3 separate regions of the Mus musculus genome follow, and all the other regions are linked to region 3. Evidence: chromatin loops called from intact Hi-C (ENCODE). Cell type or tissue: heart. All regions are shown on one strand.

Region 1 (5,000 bases), 45 kb after region 3:
CTAACCATTCCCTTGGCGCACAGAACCCTTAGAAGGGTGACGTAGCCCTGGACCCCTGAAGCTCCCCATCTGTTTACATACAGGGGGTTCCCCAACTTTGCCCCTTTCCAGGGCCCTGGTATGGGGAGGGTCTTTGCCTGCAATGGGCCTGGGCTCCAGCCCCCCTTGATTGAGGCCTTGTCCTATGCCCCGGGTGACTGGCTGCCCCTGAATCTCTCCGTTTCTAATATGATGTTAGGTAGTACACCAAATTTTCAGCTGCCTGCCTGTAATTTCAACACTTGGGAGGTGAGGCGGGAGTTCAAGGTCATCCTGGGCTACTTAGACGTTTCAAGACCGCCTAGGCTACTTCGTATCTTGTCTCAGCAAAACAAAGCAAAGAAAAAGACTCTTGAGTAAAGTGTTCAGCAACAGGGTCTGAAGCCAGGGCAGGGTCTCAGTGAGGCCTCCTTAGGAAGAATAATTCCTGAGCTGCAGTGCACTTTCCTGATCAAGTGAGCAGGCTGAAGCTGGAGCTTGCCAAGTAGAGCGCTGGCCTGTATGCACACAGCCCTGGGTTCCATCCCTAGTCCCACATAAAGCAAGCATGGTCGTGCGCGCCTGTAAACTTAGCCTTTGGAGATGGGCAGTTCAAAGTCATCCTTGGCTATAAAAGAAAAATGATAGGCATGAAGTTCAGTGGCAAACCACATGCTTAGCCTTTGTGGTTTGGTCCACACTGGGCTGATGATGGAACCCAGCACTCTGAGGAAGCTAGGCAGACCCGGGTCCAGCTAATCCCAGCATTTAAGTTTTCATGTTAGGTTTATTTTGTGTATGGGTGTTTCACCTGCATGTGTATCTATGCTGCACTTGCCTGGTGCCCTCTAAAGTCAGAAGAGAGAGAGCATTAGATCCCTTGGAACTGGAGGTACAGACAGTTTAAGCCACCATGTCGATGCTGGGAATTGAACCCAGGTCCTCTGTAGGAGCAGCCAGTGCTCTTCACCACAGAGCCATGGCTCCAACTCCTAGCATATCTTTTTTTTTTTTTTTAAGATTTATTTATTTGTTATATGTAAGTACACTGTAGCTATCTTAAGACACACCAGAAGAGGGAGTCAAATCTCGTTAGGGATGGTTGTGAGCCACCATGTGGTTGCTGGGATTTGAACTCAGGACCTTCGGAAGAGCAGTTGGGTGCTCTTACCTGCTGAGCCATCTCACCAGCCCCACCCCTAGCATATCTTAATCAGGGTTGCCCTCGGTTTCCTGAAGGGTCAGTTAGGACTTGGAGAGCCAGGAGGAGGTAGAAGCAAGGTGGTGTCCCTGGCAGGAAGTGGTCTTTATAGCGTGTGCCCAGGCTCAGACATGCTGAGTAACAGTGTATGCTGGGCCCGGGAGCCTGCAGGGTACTCGAGTGCCCCTGGCTAAGCCAGCTCCACCATTGAGTCTCTTCTGCCCAGGAAGCCAGGCAAGGGGCGTGAAGGTTGGGCCACCCCTGTATCCATTTCACAGATGGGAATAGTAAGGCCCTGTGAGGCCCGAGCAAGGCTGGAGCAGGAGGCCAGGCCTGTTGTCCAGGGTGCTTAGCACATACCAAATTCGCTGTCTTCCCTTCCTTCCGTGTGTGTCTGCTGTCTGTACGTACCTCCTCCATGTTCGCACACTCTACCTGTGGTCCAGCCCTCCATTTAACTCGAGCTCATCTGTGCTCCACTCGCCATGCCTTTCCTGTCTGCAGTGGTGCCCTGACTTTTGGCCACAGCCAACCCCACCCCTGCTCCGCTGTGCCTTCTGCACTCATGCCATGCCATCACCATCTTCACTGTTAGTCTCGACTCTGTCTCTCCCACCTGCACCTCCTCTTCTCCCCGCCAACCTCCTAGGGAACCCAGGGCCTTGCACACAGGAAGGCAAGTGCTCTCCGCTAGGCCCTTATTTTCATTGTTTGTTTTGTTTGGTTGTTGTGCTTTGAGACAAAGTCTTGCTATGTAGCCCACGGTGGCCTGGAAACCACACTCTTCCTGCCTCGGCCTCCTGAGCACCGAGGTGACAGGTGGACCCCACCATGTCTAGGTCCCTTTTTTTTTTCAACACATCTGATTTCAACAGCTTCTGTAGCTCATCTGTACCGCCCTATGTCCCCCCTCAGCAACCGCTGTTCTCTGTCCATCCACACATCCCTTCACAGAGACCCGAGTCTCTTACCATCTGCCCTCATTGCCGGCAGGGCCATAGAATAATAACTTTAACTCATGGCTCTGGAGGGTAAGGGATAGCCCCAGGCCTTTCTTGCTGTATTATGGTGGATGGCCATGGTGACAGGCAGTTAACTAACTCAGGCCCCTCTTCTCCCCCTCCCTCTTCCTCTGCCTCCCTCTCTTCCTTGCTTTCCTTTCTTTCTCTCTGCTTTATTGTGACACAAGATCTCCCTTGATGTGGAGCACCCTTGGAGGATTACAGGTGTGTCCCACCTTGCTTGCCTTTCTCTTCCTCTTCTTCTAAGGCCATTAATGGTACCACAGAGGTCCCACTCTCATACCTCACCTAATGCTAGTCTCCTACAAAGGCCCCACCACCAAATGCCATCAGCACGGCCAGCCTGGGCTACATGAGACTCTGTCTCAAAAAAAAAAAAAAAAAAAAAAAAACACAAAATCTCTAATCCATGAACAAGATGTATTCAAAGCATAACAGCTTCCTCCTATGTTCATACTGATCCAGACCCATTGCTCTGTCCCGTGCCCACATGGACTGATCCTCCATCCATCCATGTTCCTCCTCCGTGCCCATCTGCATCACTAACTCTCTCCTCCATTCCATGCTCTCCCATCCCATCCTGCCTAGGCCATCGACCGCAACTCTAGCCGGGCCTCCTCTTACCTCGAGGCCTCATCCTCGGCCCTGCCAGCCCCTCAGTCGAGACACACTGTGCAGAAGGTAGAGGGGACAGCAGGGTGGCTGATCTGATGTCTGTCCCACTGCCCCAGAGGAAAGGGGTCCAGCGCTTCTTCCCACATCCAGAGCCCAGCAGGGACTGGATCAACCCTCATCCCACCCTGCATGGCCTCCTGCTGCTCTGACCCCCAGCCAGGCTTTGGGCTGCATCCCCCCCTCCCCCAGTGATGCCTTCCTGAGGAGTGTGTGGGCGGGGTGGCTCGTGGCTCCTGGTGACCCTGGTCCTGCCCACAGCTGCTGCACGAGGAGCTGGCTCTGCAGTGGGTGGTGAGCGGCAGTGCGGTTCGTGAGCTAGTCCTGCAGCATGCCTGGTTCTTCTTCCAGCTCATGGTGAGGACTTCCCCATCCCGGGAGACCCTTGAGGAAAGGTGCCTCGAAACTGCATTGGGGACCCTAAGAAATGGCCTTGAGGCTCTTCTGTGAGAGAGGAGAGAAGGAGGGTACCCTGACAGTGAACCCCCCCCTCTCTAGAGAGGACTCCTCAACCCAGAGATGGGCCTCCCTCCTCCAAGAGACACCAGGCACTGAGAGGTCAGGCTGCAGAGCACCACATTCCTTCAGGTGTGCCTGCATGGCCTCGTCCCCAGTGCCTGTTGGCCCTGTCCCCACCAGCCCATTCCCCATAGTCCTCCAAGACAGAGCCCAGAATTTCTCAAATTCAGCCCCCAGGGCTGGGGAGAAGGTTCAACCCGGTTACTACACACACATGAAGACCACAGTTAGGTCTCCAGCACACAGGTAAAAAGGAAAGGGCTGGACCTGATGCAGCCTGTAATCCCAGTCCTAGGGAGGAGGTGCCAAGCACAGGGTACTCACTGCCCAGCCAGCCTCAGTGAGACTTGTCTCAAGACAAGTAGTGGGCCTTGGCCACCTCACATACCCACAAACCTCTGGGTCCTAAGACTCCCCCATGGCCCCACCTGCTCACGCCCCTCCCACTGCTGCTCCCCACAGAGTCCTGCCCACAGCCCTCAGACTGCACCCGTTGGGGTCAGGACCCCTTAAGCCCACCGTTCTTGATGCTAAAGTTATGCCCTTTCTGTCAAATCCAGATCACCTTTTAGCTACAACTGCTTAGCTCAGGGCCGCCCATGCCCCCGCTTCCTTGCCTGTCCCCCACCCTTCACACCCAATTTCCCTCAAGCCCCATCAATGTGTCCTAAGCTCCTCCCACACTCTCAAGCACCGCCCATATAACAGAGCCCTGCCCACTTGCCTCACTCCCAGGTAAAAAGCATGGAGCTCCATCTGCTTCTGGGCCAGCGACTGGACACTCCCCGCAAGCTGCGCTTCCCTGGGCGCTTCCTGGATGACATTGCCGCCCTGGTGGCTTCCGTGGGCCTGGAAGTCATCACCAGAGTCCATAAGGTGAGGAAGGACTCAGCCCAAGGATGCAGTGTGGTCAGGGATCCAGTGTGCCACGTGGGTCTGTTCATCCATGGTCTCTTTCTTGAGCACCTATGGTTTACATGGCCATGGCTGGATGTAGAGACACAGCTATAAATAAAACAGGTCAAGTTCTTGCCTTCCCAAGGCGGTTTTAGAGGGAGAACTAAAAGGTGAAATGGGTGAGGCCCGGGAGTGGCAGACAGGGGGGGAAATGGCCTGAGGCAGATTCACAGCTGGGCAGCAATCAATCATGCCCTGTGGCTGAAGTGGAACAATGAGGGGGTGAGTAAAAGTTGTCGAGGACCCTGAGGGTGTGGGACACATCCTTGGCCCTTAGCATAGTACTAGTATACAGTAGGAACATAATAAATAGATGTTGCATTTCTGAGCCCTGATGATGATTGAAGCTCTAGGATCACTGATTCCAGTCCCCACAGGGATTGGGCAAGCAGCAGTCATGGTCAGAGTATTCGTAGGGAAGCATTTATTGATCGCCTGCTGTGTGCTTCCAGCTGGATCATTAAATCTCACCAGTCATTCACAAAGTATTAATGTTATCTCCACTTTACTGAGAGGGAAACTGAGGCAGAGAGTGACAGAATGGCTTACCCTGGTGCCGTACCATGGGGAAGGAAGAAGCAAAGGATTCGAATCGTAGTCATCCTCCTCTG
Region 2 (5,000 bases), 85 kb after region 3:
AGGCTGCTCTTTTGCCTGCCTCTTGTCTGGCTTGCCAAAGCTGGGACCTCAGGCTTGAGCCACCATAGCCAGCCTGAATTTTTCAAATGCATAAAAGAAAAGTATGTTTTTAGTATCTGGCACCACAAAGCTGGTGGAGATTATTGTTTTGTTTGATTGTATTTATTTTTTCAGCTGCAGTGGAACCCAGGTCTCGTACATCCTGGGCAAGTGCTCTGTTCCTGGGCCGGGCCCTGAACCTGGACCTCTCATGTTTTCCTTTTGTTTTTCCCCAGCCACATAAAAATGCAAAGGCTACCGAGCATCATAGCACATATAGCCTACCAAGCTCATTTCTGCACTTGGGAGACTGAGGCAGGAGGATTGTGGTGAGTCCTAGGTACTTCTAGGGCTACATAGCAAGATGCCATCTTGCTTTAGAGAGAACAGAGAACGGAATGGAAAAGAAAGAGGATGTAGATAAACACTGGCTTGGGCCGTCTTGGCTGGAGAGGGTGTGTGGAGATGGAGGCAGAGGATCAACGGTTAGAGGACGCAGAAAATAAAAAAGGAAAAGCTTTGTAGTGGTGGCACACACCTTTTAATCCCAGCACTGGAGGCAGAGGCAGGCAGATTTCTGAGTTCGAGGCCAGCCTGGTCTACAGAGCGAGTTCCAGGACAGTGAGGGCTACATAGGAAAACCCCGTCTTGCAGAAAACACAGAAAGAAAGAACAAAGGAAGTTCTTTTCACTTTTCCTGCGTTTATTGTTTTAAGAGAGAATCAAAGGGCGGCCTGGGGTACATAATATTCTGCCTCAAAAATACACATAAAATAAAACCAGGGGCTGGAGAGGTGGCTTCGCAATTAAGAGCGCTGGCTGCTCTTATGAGGACCTGTTTGCCTCTTGGCAGCCGCACCAGGAGCCTCCCCAGGCACACTCTTGATTAAAAATAAATCTTAGAAAACACCGACAGACACAGTTGTCCAACAGCACGGTGTGTGCAGTCTTGCTGAGCTCGGCTTGCCCATTTTTTCAATTATAGCTTTCATCTCAATCCAGTCATTATATATGTTTTTCATTTTTCTTCTGTTTTGTTTTTTTGTTTTCTGAAACAGGGACTTTCCTGTGTACTGTAAGCCTCCCACAGCCTGAGTCCCCTCCTCAGCACTGGGGTCACAGATGCCCACTGCCATGCGTGGCCATCATACTTTGTCCCCTATTGAATGACTTACAGACGTATTTATTTGTTCCGGGTGTATGTGCGGGCATGTGTGGATGTTCGAGCAGGGCTTTGGGAAGACATCTTTCTCCTACCATGTGGGTCCAAGAGATCAATCTAAGCTAGACACTTAGCAGCTCCTTTCTTCACTGACCCATCTCGCCCGCCCCACATTTTGCTTTTTGAAGATGATGTTTCCCTGTGCTTCCCTGGCTGGCTACCAAACAATCCTCCTGCCTCACCCTCTCCATTCCCTGGGCCCTCAGGCATGTGCCACCACCCCAGGCCTTTTAATGACTTTGCTGCACCCCACCTTCAAGCTGCTAATTTAGATATTCCGTGTCCTTGAAAAACATTCTCGGTGCCTGCCTGATTTCCTTAAATGGTCTTGTGTTTCAGAAAAACAAGATTCTCTCTCTGTTTCTTGTTTTTTCCACTTTAATTTTTTTTTCCTCCAGTGCTGGGATGGGGCTGTGGACATCTTGCAAGCCAGGCGAGAACCATGCGGCTGAGTGCGGCTCCTGTATTTTATTACGTCTATTAATTACCTTTGGAGGGTAATGTGTGGCAGTTAGAGGGCAGTTTGGGGGGGGGGGTCCGTTCTCTTCTTCCACACTGTGGTCCTGAGGATCAAACTCAGGTCACCAGGCCTGACAGCAAGCCCCTTTGTGGGCTGAGCCACCTTGTCAGCCCTGCGTCCAGCAGTTTCTCTGGGAATCTGAATCCAGGCTGTCTGTTGGCTCTTGTGGCTGACCTGCTGAGTCGCCACCCCAGCCCCTTTATTTGTTTTGTTCTTAGGTTAAGTCTTACAGTTGTGCAGCCTAGCCTCTAATCCACCTTAGCTGGGTGGCCTTTGACCTGTTATCCTCCTGGGTGGGGAAAGGGGTGGGGTGGGGGTGTTGAGCACACGTGAGGAATGTGGTGTGAGCCCCTCGTGAGCATCCCGAAAGCAGCAGCCACAGGCTTTGGTTTGAGATGGAGTGCCTTGTTTGCTCCATCCGCCCCCCTGCTGGCCGACTTAGGGTTCTGCAGCTGCACGCCCATCTCTCCATAGCTGCCCTGGGATCACACACACAGCCCTGCTGGGGTTTGAGGATTTGAACTCAGAACCTAAGGCTTACACTGCAGGGGTGCTTTGCTCACTGAGGCATCTCCCCAGCACAAGGGATTTTTAAAAATTGTTACATTTTTATTTATTGGGGGAAGAGGGGTGTCAGAGGCTAACTTTCAGGAGTCAGGCTTGGCAGCAAGCACCTTTAACCTAGGAGCCCTCTTGCTGGGCCTAGAAAAGGTTTATTTTTCCCTACTGTTATTTCTGACCTGAAGCTGTTTGAATGCACAGATGCAGAGTGCTGAGACACGGGCCACTGGAGGCCTGCCGTTGCTGCCGTTGTGTTGGTTTTGCTTTGCTTTGGTTTGGTTTTTCCAAAACAGGGTTTCTCTGACTAGCCCTGGTGATCCTGAAACTCACTCTGTAGACCAGGCTGGCCTTGAACTCAGAAATCCGCCTGCCTCTGCCTCCCAAGTGCTGGGATTAAAGGCATGAACCATCATCACCTGATATTATTTCAACATGTGAACACCCAGCTGGGGTTGGAAGGAACCTTTTTTGTTTAGTTGGGGGTTGTGTTTTTTTTTTTTTTTTTTTTTTTTTTTTTTTTTTTGGTTTTTCGAGACAGGGTTTCTCTGTGTAGCCCTGGCTGTCCTGGAACTCACTCTGTAGACCAGGCTGGCCTTGAACTCAGAAATCTGCCTGCCTCTGTCTCCCAAATGCTGAGGTTAAAGTTGTGTGCCACCACTGCCCCGACGGAAGGAACCTTTTAAGCCTAGTTTGTTGGTTTTTCTTCTTTCTCTTCTTCACACAAGCTCTTGCACATACATAGCACATATTTGTATACATGTATGCAGATAGATAGATAGACAGATAGACAGACAGATAGGCTGGACTCACATTCCTCGTGCCTCAGACTCCTAGCCCTGGAGCCTGGATTACAGGGACAACCTAGCACACAGACTATATCTAAGATTTATCGTTGCTCCTTTTTTTTTTTTTTTCTTCGAGACAGGGTTTCTCTGTGTAGCCCTGGCTGTCCTGGAACTCACTTTGTAGACCAGGCTGGCCTCGAACTCAGAAATCCTCCTGCCTCTGCCTCCCAAGTGCTGGGATTAAAGGCGCACCACCACCGCCCAGCGTTGCTCCTATTTTTTATCCTCGAGATGCATGGTGTGTTTGGGGGAGGCAAGCATGTTGCTACCGAAGACATGCCAGTGTCAGACGCCAGTCCTCACCTTCTGCTTCTCTCTTGTTTACTGCTGGTTCCCCAGGCTAGCCCAAGGGCTTCCAGTGGTTTCCCATCTTGCCATAGGAATTGCAGACTTCCACCACTATGTCCAGCTTACACATAAATGAACTCAGGTCATCAGGCTAGTTCCCTTACCCACTGAGCTGCCCTGCCAGCCCTCCAGCCCCCAGCATTCAAAATCTGCAGCTCTAAGCCAAGCATAGTGGGGCACGCCTGCTATGCCAGCCCCCAGGACTGAGACAAGAAGCTCTCTAGGACAAGGTAGGCCTGAGATGTAAAGAAATACCCACAAAACAGCAGCAGCAAGAGCCTGAGGATGTAATTTGGTTGGTAGAATGTAGCCCCAGAATGCAGGAAGTGCTGGCTTCTATCCCAGAGCTTGGGAGGTAAAGGCAGTGAGTTCAAGGCCAGCCTGGACCACATGAGACTCGGTCTCAAAAAAGACAATGAGCAAGCCAGAGCCACAGCTCAGTTAAGAATACTGCAATAGTGTACACAACCCAGGTTCCATCCCCAGGACCGCAAAACAATAATAATAAATAAGTAAATGAGAATTTTGAAGCACCCAGCCCTAGTGCCTGGCTCACAAAGTAAATTCAACTCCCTGTTAGCTGAGGCACCACACCCTGGACTATACTGCTTTTGGACACATTTGTAGCCAAGTATCCCACCCCACCCTGTCCTGTCCACACTCAGCCTGTGTAGAGAAAGCACTCTAAGCTACTTGCAGAACTTGAGTAGCGCCCAGGAACTTCAGGAAGCAATGAATTGCTTCTGTTACCGGAGAAAAAGAAAAAAAAAAAAAAAGTTAGTGGCACTAGCTTCTACCTTTAATCCTAATACTGAGGCAGGCCATCCCTCAGGCCAGCCAGGGTTACACAGTGAGACTCTTTCTCTGAAAACAAAACATTGAATCTTAAAAAAAAAAAAATTAACTATTAAAGAGAACTTCCACTCTTGGGCCCTTGGCGGAGCTGGACCCATAGGAGGACATGAGTGCCTTAAGAAGGAGGGGCACAGAGCCACAGCAGTATGACAAGGGCCATAGGCAGCAAAGTGAAGTGGAATCACACTGAGCCCACACTTAGTGGCTTGGGTACTGCACGTCCTTGGAGACTGGGCCCAAGAAGTCACATGTGTCGGGTGTGGTAGTACACGCCTTTGATCTCACACTCCTGAGGGAGAGACCAGACACTCTGTCTGATTTTGGTGCCAGCTTGGTCACATAGTGAGTTCTAGGCCACCAAAGTTACACAGTGAGACTGTGTTTGAAAAAAAAAACAAAGTGCAGAGAGATGGCCAGAGGTTAAGAGCACTGGCTGCTCTTGCAGAGGCCCAGGTTCAATTCCCAGCACCCACATGGTGGCTCACACCATCCAGTTCCAAGGAAGCTAATGGATGCTCTTTCTCTTTTGTGCAGGCACCAAGATGCACACAGTGCATAGACAGACAGACAGACATACACAGACAAACAGACATGCACAGACATACATTCA
Region 3 (5,000 bases):
CAACAAAACAACAGCTGTACACATCCTCCCCTTGCCTGGGACCTCCCAGTCTGGGACCTACCCGGCCATGGGGTTTCCTTTGTTTTTGTTTTGAGACACGGTCTCTCTTTGAAGCCCTGGCTATCCTGGGTCTTGCCATGTAAGACCAGGCTGGAGTTGAACTCACAAAGACCCACCTGCTTCTGCCTCCAGAGTGTTGGGATGGAAGCCATGCACCAGCAGTGCCTGCCTCACCCGGTCCAGTTCTTACAAGGGGATCTAACGCTGTCTTCCCAACTTGCAAGTCCCAGGCTAGTCAAGGCTATCTAGTGAGACCTGGTTAAAAAGAAGAAGAAGAAAGGAAAGAAGGAAAAAGAAAAAAGGAAAAGGAAAAGAAATTAGCCTGGATCCTCAAGAAAAATCACATAGCTGGTGTGTCATTTATCTCTGATTCCAGCACTGTGGAGGCAGAGGCAGGTGGATCTCTGAGGTCAAGGCCAGCCTGGTCTACAGAGAGAGTTCTAGGACAGCCAGGGCTATGAACAGAAGAAAAGAAAGAGAGAGAGAGATAAGACAAGACAAAACTTTGACTTTTGTAGCAGGGTGCACAGCTTAGGTTGCCACCGGGTTTTTACAATTCCAAATACAAAGAAAGGTCTCCTGTGCCTCACCAGTGTCCAGGGCTCAGCCTCACGTTCTTGGAAGGGGAGATGGCTGACAGAGAGCAGCAAGGTTTCCATGTCTCAAAAAAGCCCAAAAGCATCAACAAAAAAATTAAAATGAAGAAGAAAAAGGAGAAAAAGAAGAAGAGGAGGGGGAGGGGGAGGAGGAAGAGGAAGGCACATTTTGTTTCTCATGCTCTGGGGCTGGAGCTACAGGCAGTGTGAGCTGCCAAGTGGGTCCTAGGGACTAACTCAGATCCTCTGCAAGAGCAGTGTGTGCTCCCAACTGCTCAGCATTGCAGGCCTGGGTGGTCTTTCTTGTGTTCTATTTTCTGTGCTGAGGATGAACCCAATCTTCACATATGCTAAGCACCTGACCAAGCTGCACCAAAGCTCAAGTTTTTGATCTTTTAAATTTTCTGAAGGACCCTTTTCTCACTACCAGGGTAACACAGTATGCTCTTGTGTTTTGTTTGCTTGTTTTCATCTTATATTAGAGATAAGCTCTCACTATGCAGTCCTGTGGCTGGCGTGGAACTCACTCTGTAGACCAGGTTGGCCTCGAACTCCCAGAGATCCACCTGCCTCTGCCTCCCAAGTGCTGAGACTAAAGGTATGTTCCTGGCAGGCTCCCACCTAGCCACATCCCCAGCCTCCAAACTCGTTTTCATGGGATTTGATAGAAAGCCATGCCTGATCTGGGCTCCTGAAACTGTGTATGTCTGTGCTGATCTCCCCAGTTCTGGTCCCTCGGTGCCTACACACTTATTTCTGACATGTCTCACTCCTCATCGCCTGCCCTACATCTCCCCTGCCCCCTCCCGCCCCCCTCTGGGAGCACAGATCCGGAAGGCAATTTAGATCAACTTATTTCTGTCTTGTAGGGAGAGGTCTGTGAAGGGAAGGCTGCCAAGTCTCCAGGGCCTGGATTGTGACATACTTATGACAGAGAAACCATTGAATAAAGACAACAGTTGAAGAAAGAATACAGCATGTGTATTTCAGCCATGATGGCAGATCTGGGGGGTTAAGTTGGCATCTTCCCTAAAACTCTGGGCTGCTGAGTCCCCACATGTCAGCAATCTCAGCAGGGGACACTCAAATTGACCTGCTCAGTTTCCTAAGTATCTTGTCACCTCCTTGGCTCAGCCCTAAACCTTTATCACATCGCAATAGGAAGCTGACTGGGCATGGCAGCACATACCTTTAATGCCAGCATTTGGAAGGCAGAGGCAGGTGGATCTCTGTGAAGATGAGGCAGGCCAAGGCTATATATGGAACCTTTGCACACACACACACACACACCACAAATGTTGTAGAGATGGTTCAGCGTTTAACAATACACATGGTCCTTCCAAAGGGCGGGGGTCAGATCCCAGCTTCTGTTCCAGTCGGCTGACAACTGTCTGAAACTCCATCTCTTGGATTTGATGCCTTCTTCTGTCCCCAGTGAGCTCTACATTCACATGGCAGACAATTCACACAGACACACATGCACAGACATAAAAATAAAAATTTTAAAAAGCAAAACAAGATAGTTGGAAGCTGGGAGAGTTCGACAGTAGCAGAAACACGGGTGGTCCCCACCCCACCCCAAATCCCTGCTCGGCTCCTTCTCCAAACAGAACATGGAACACAGGAGGAGATAAGTCTCCTACATGCCACCAGGGCCACGAGGCAAAGTACTTAGCACTGGATTGACTGACATGGCTGGATGGTCCTGCCACACTGCCCACTAGATGCTCATGAAACCAGAGCAGAATGAATGAGAATGGGGTTTTGAGGGTCGCACATTTTTGTTAATTTTGTTAATTTAATGAAAACTTTAGTTTGAAAAACGAATCCCAAATGGCCTGGAACTGGTTATGTAGACCAGGCTGGCCCCGACTCACAAAGATCCACCTGCCTGTGCCTCCCAAGTGGTGTACTGGCGATGTACCCCGACAGCTGGCTTCATCTTTTCTGCCACCTCTGAAATTTTGCAGAGTCCTGCCTCCCCCGCGCGGCAGGTGGAGGGATATTTTTCTCTCTTCCACAAAGAATTCCGAGCATGTGAATTCAGCATCGCTCTTAAGTCCGCAGGATTTTGAATTTAAAATCACACTTGACCTGCAAAATCACACTGGCCTGATGGAGCAGCTGCAAGGGCGGAATTCTGGAGCTGTCCCCTAGTGGCCGCTAGGGGACACTATTCCCACAGAAAACAATTGACGCTTCTCCGCCCCCCACGTACAGAAGCGCGCTTCTGGGTAAGGTCTCCACGCACCCCTCATGCAAGATGAGTAGGTCAACAGTATATTCAAGCACTGTTTTGTGTCCCCACTTACCTACCCACCAAGTCCTCTCTTCCGTTCTTCTCTCCTCTCCTCTTCTTCCTCCTCCTTACCCCTCCCCTCTCCTCTTCTCAAGACTAGATCTCTTGTAGACCCAGCTGTCCTTGGACTCCATGTAGCCAGAAGATGACTTTGAAACTCTGGCTTATTAAAACAACCTGTCTCGCCGGGCGTGGTGGCGCACGCCTTTAATCCCAGCACTCGGGAGGCAGAGGCAGGCAGATTTCTGAGTTCAAGGCCAGCCTGGTCTACAAAGTGAGTTCCAGGACAGCCAGGGCTACACAGAGAAACCCTGTCTCGAAAAACAGTCTCCCGCAGACCGGGTTCCTGCTGGTCAAGGACGACCCTTGACTCTTTATTTGTTCTTTTTTTTTTTTTTGAGATTATAATATAATTATATTTCTTTCTTCCTTTTCTCCCTCTAAATCCTCCCATGTACTCTTCCTTGCTCTCTTTCAAATTCATGGCCTCTCTTTTTATTAATTGTTATTATGTGCATATATGCATATGTATATACAACCTGCTCCGTCTGTATGTTGTTACTTGTGTGTATGTTTTCGGGGCTGATCGCTGGTTTTGGATAACCAAATGGTGTGCTCCTCTCTAGGGAAGACTATCCCTCCCCATCTCAGAGTTCCTTAATTGCCTGGTGTTTTTTGTGTAGGGCTGACACATGGCCCTTGTGGGTTTATCTCCGTCCACGCTGAGATGTCTATTGGTATTGTCCCTGCTCAGTTCACATTTAGGTAGCCTTGCTGGTGATTTGTTATGGGTGCAGCTTCTGATATCTCTAGAAGACACAATCACACAGCAGCCTCCCAATCCTCTGGCTCTTATAATCTTTATGTCTCCTCAAGTGTTCCCTGAGCCTTACATACAAGGGTGCATTTGTCTGTCTGTTTTGCTTTGTTTGTTTGTTTTGTATGGGTACCACCCCTGCCCCACTAATACAAGGGTGTTTGTAAATGTACCCATCGAGACTGGGCTCCTCAACTCTGCATGACGATTGGTTGTGGCATTTTTCTAGTGGTCTCCATCCGCTGGGAAGAGGATGAGGCCTGAGACCTACAGCTGCATGTGTGAGACCCCGACTTAGAGCATTTCTCCCTAGAAGGTAAAGCCCCTGGACGTTCCCCAAGCTTGTTTTCCCTGATCTCTAAAAATATAGCCAGCAACAAGCCTTTTTGCTTCTGTACTTTACAACCAGAGATGCAATAATTGTAAAAGACCCAGCCAGGCACTTGCCTGGCTTCCTGTGCCGAGGACACAGAGATAAAAATTCAGAAAGAACTCACTCCCCACTCCTTCTGCCTTATAAATTTCACCAAGGACACCCAGAAGAGAACTCCACCCAACTCCTCCCAGGTCCTCCCAGGTCCTCCCCGGTCCTCCCAACTCCTTCCAACTCCTCCCAACTCCTCCCAACCCTCCTCCCAACTCCTCCCAATTCCTCAGCTAGCTGTTAAAAGCCCCCTACTGGCCGGGTGTGGTGGCACACGCATTTAATCCCAGCACTCAGGAGGCAGGCGAATTTCTGAGTTCCAGGCCAGCCTGGTCTACAAAGTGAGTGCCAGGACAGCCAGGGCTACACACAGAGAAACCCTGTCTCGAAAAACCAAAAAAAAAAAAAGCTCCCTACTGTCATCGCTCGGGGTTGAACTCCCCTGCTGAAAGAGTTCGTCCTCAGCTAGCTGATAATAAAACCTCTTGCAGTTTGCATCAGGTGTGGTTTTTCTCCTGAGTCATTGGGGTGCTGGCCAGCTCATCCAGGGACTTGAGTGAAAGCCCAGCTTTGGGGGTCTTACGCATGTACAGATCTGACAATAGGTTCCCCCAATGGCTTTTCAAAAAACGATTGATTTATTTCTTGTGTACAAGTGTTTTGTCTGTCTGTATGTGTGTGTGTTAGTCAGGGTTTCCACTGTTATAAAGAGACACCATGACCAAGGCAACTTTTATAAAGGGACTAGCTTACAGATTCAGAGGTTCAGTCCATTATCATCAAGGCAGGAGCATGGCAGCATCC

What was found. A loop is a pair of places that touch in the nucleus more often than their neighbours do. Peaks named below come from ENCODE experiments on the same cell type or tissue, not always from the same donor. Only the 100,000 strongest peaks of a DNase experiment are listed, where the experiment ranks them.
Region 1: a loop joins it to region 3, with 2.0 times the contacts of the local background. A loop is called at or near these places in 4 of 42 quality-filtered maps.
Region 2: it touches region 3 in a loop (2.8-fold over the local background); 3 of 42 quality-filtered maps call a loop at or near these places.

What each region holds. Positions count from the first base shown.
Region 1 is chr9:21,823,705-21,828,704 of GRCm38, reverse strand. Dock6 (dedicator of cytokinesis 6) reads left to right here. Exons shown (of 50, transcript NM_177030.3): 24 at 2,830-2,922; 25 at 3,175-3,270; 26 at 4,168-4,308. Among named protein-coding and RNA genes, the nearest start is that of Angptl8, 9.3 kb to the left of the region's middle. In heart, no CTCF peak of the experiment used is centred here; a DNase peak (open chromatin) is centred at 3,124; H3K27ac peaks cover 437 bases.
Region 2 is chr9:21,784,309-21,789,308 of GRCm38, reverse strand. The region is part of intron 3 of Kank2 (KN motif and ankyrin repeat domains 2); the gene reads left to right. Among named protein-coding and RNA genes, the nearest start is that of Kank2, 12 kb to the left of the region's middle. In heart, a CTCF peak has its summit at 2,219; DNase peaks (open chromatin) are centred at 888, 2,218, 4,158 and 4,558; H3K27ac peaks cover 815 bases.
Region 3 is chr9:21,868,924-21,873,923 of GRCm38, reverse strand. No RefSeq gene overlaps it. Among named protein-coding and RNA genes, the nearest start is that of Dock6, 19 kb to the right of the region's middle. In heart, CTCF peaks have their summits at 2,808 and 4,460 (motif pointing left); a DNase peak (open chromatin) is centred at 4,493; H3K4me3 peaks cover 291 bases; H3K27me3 peaks cover 768 bases.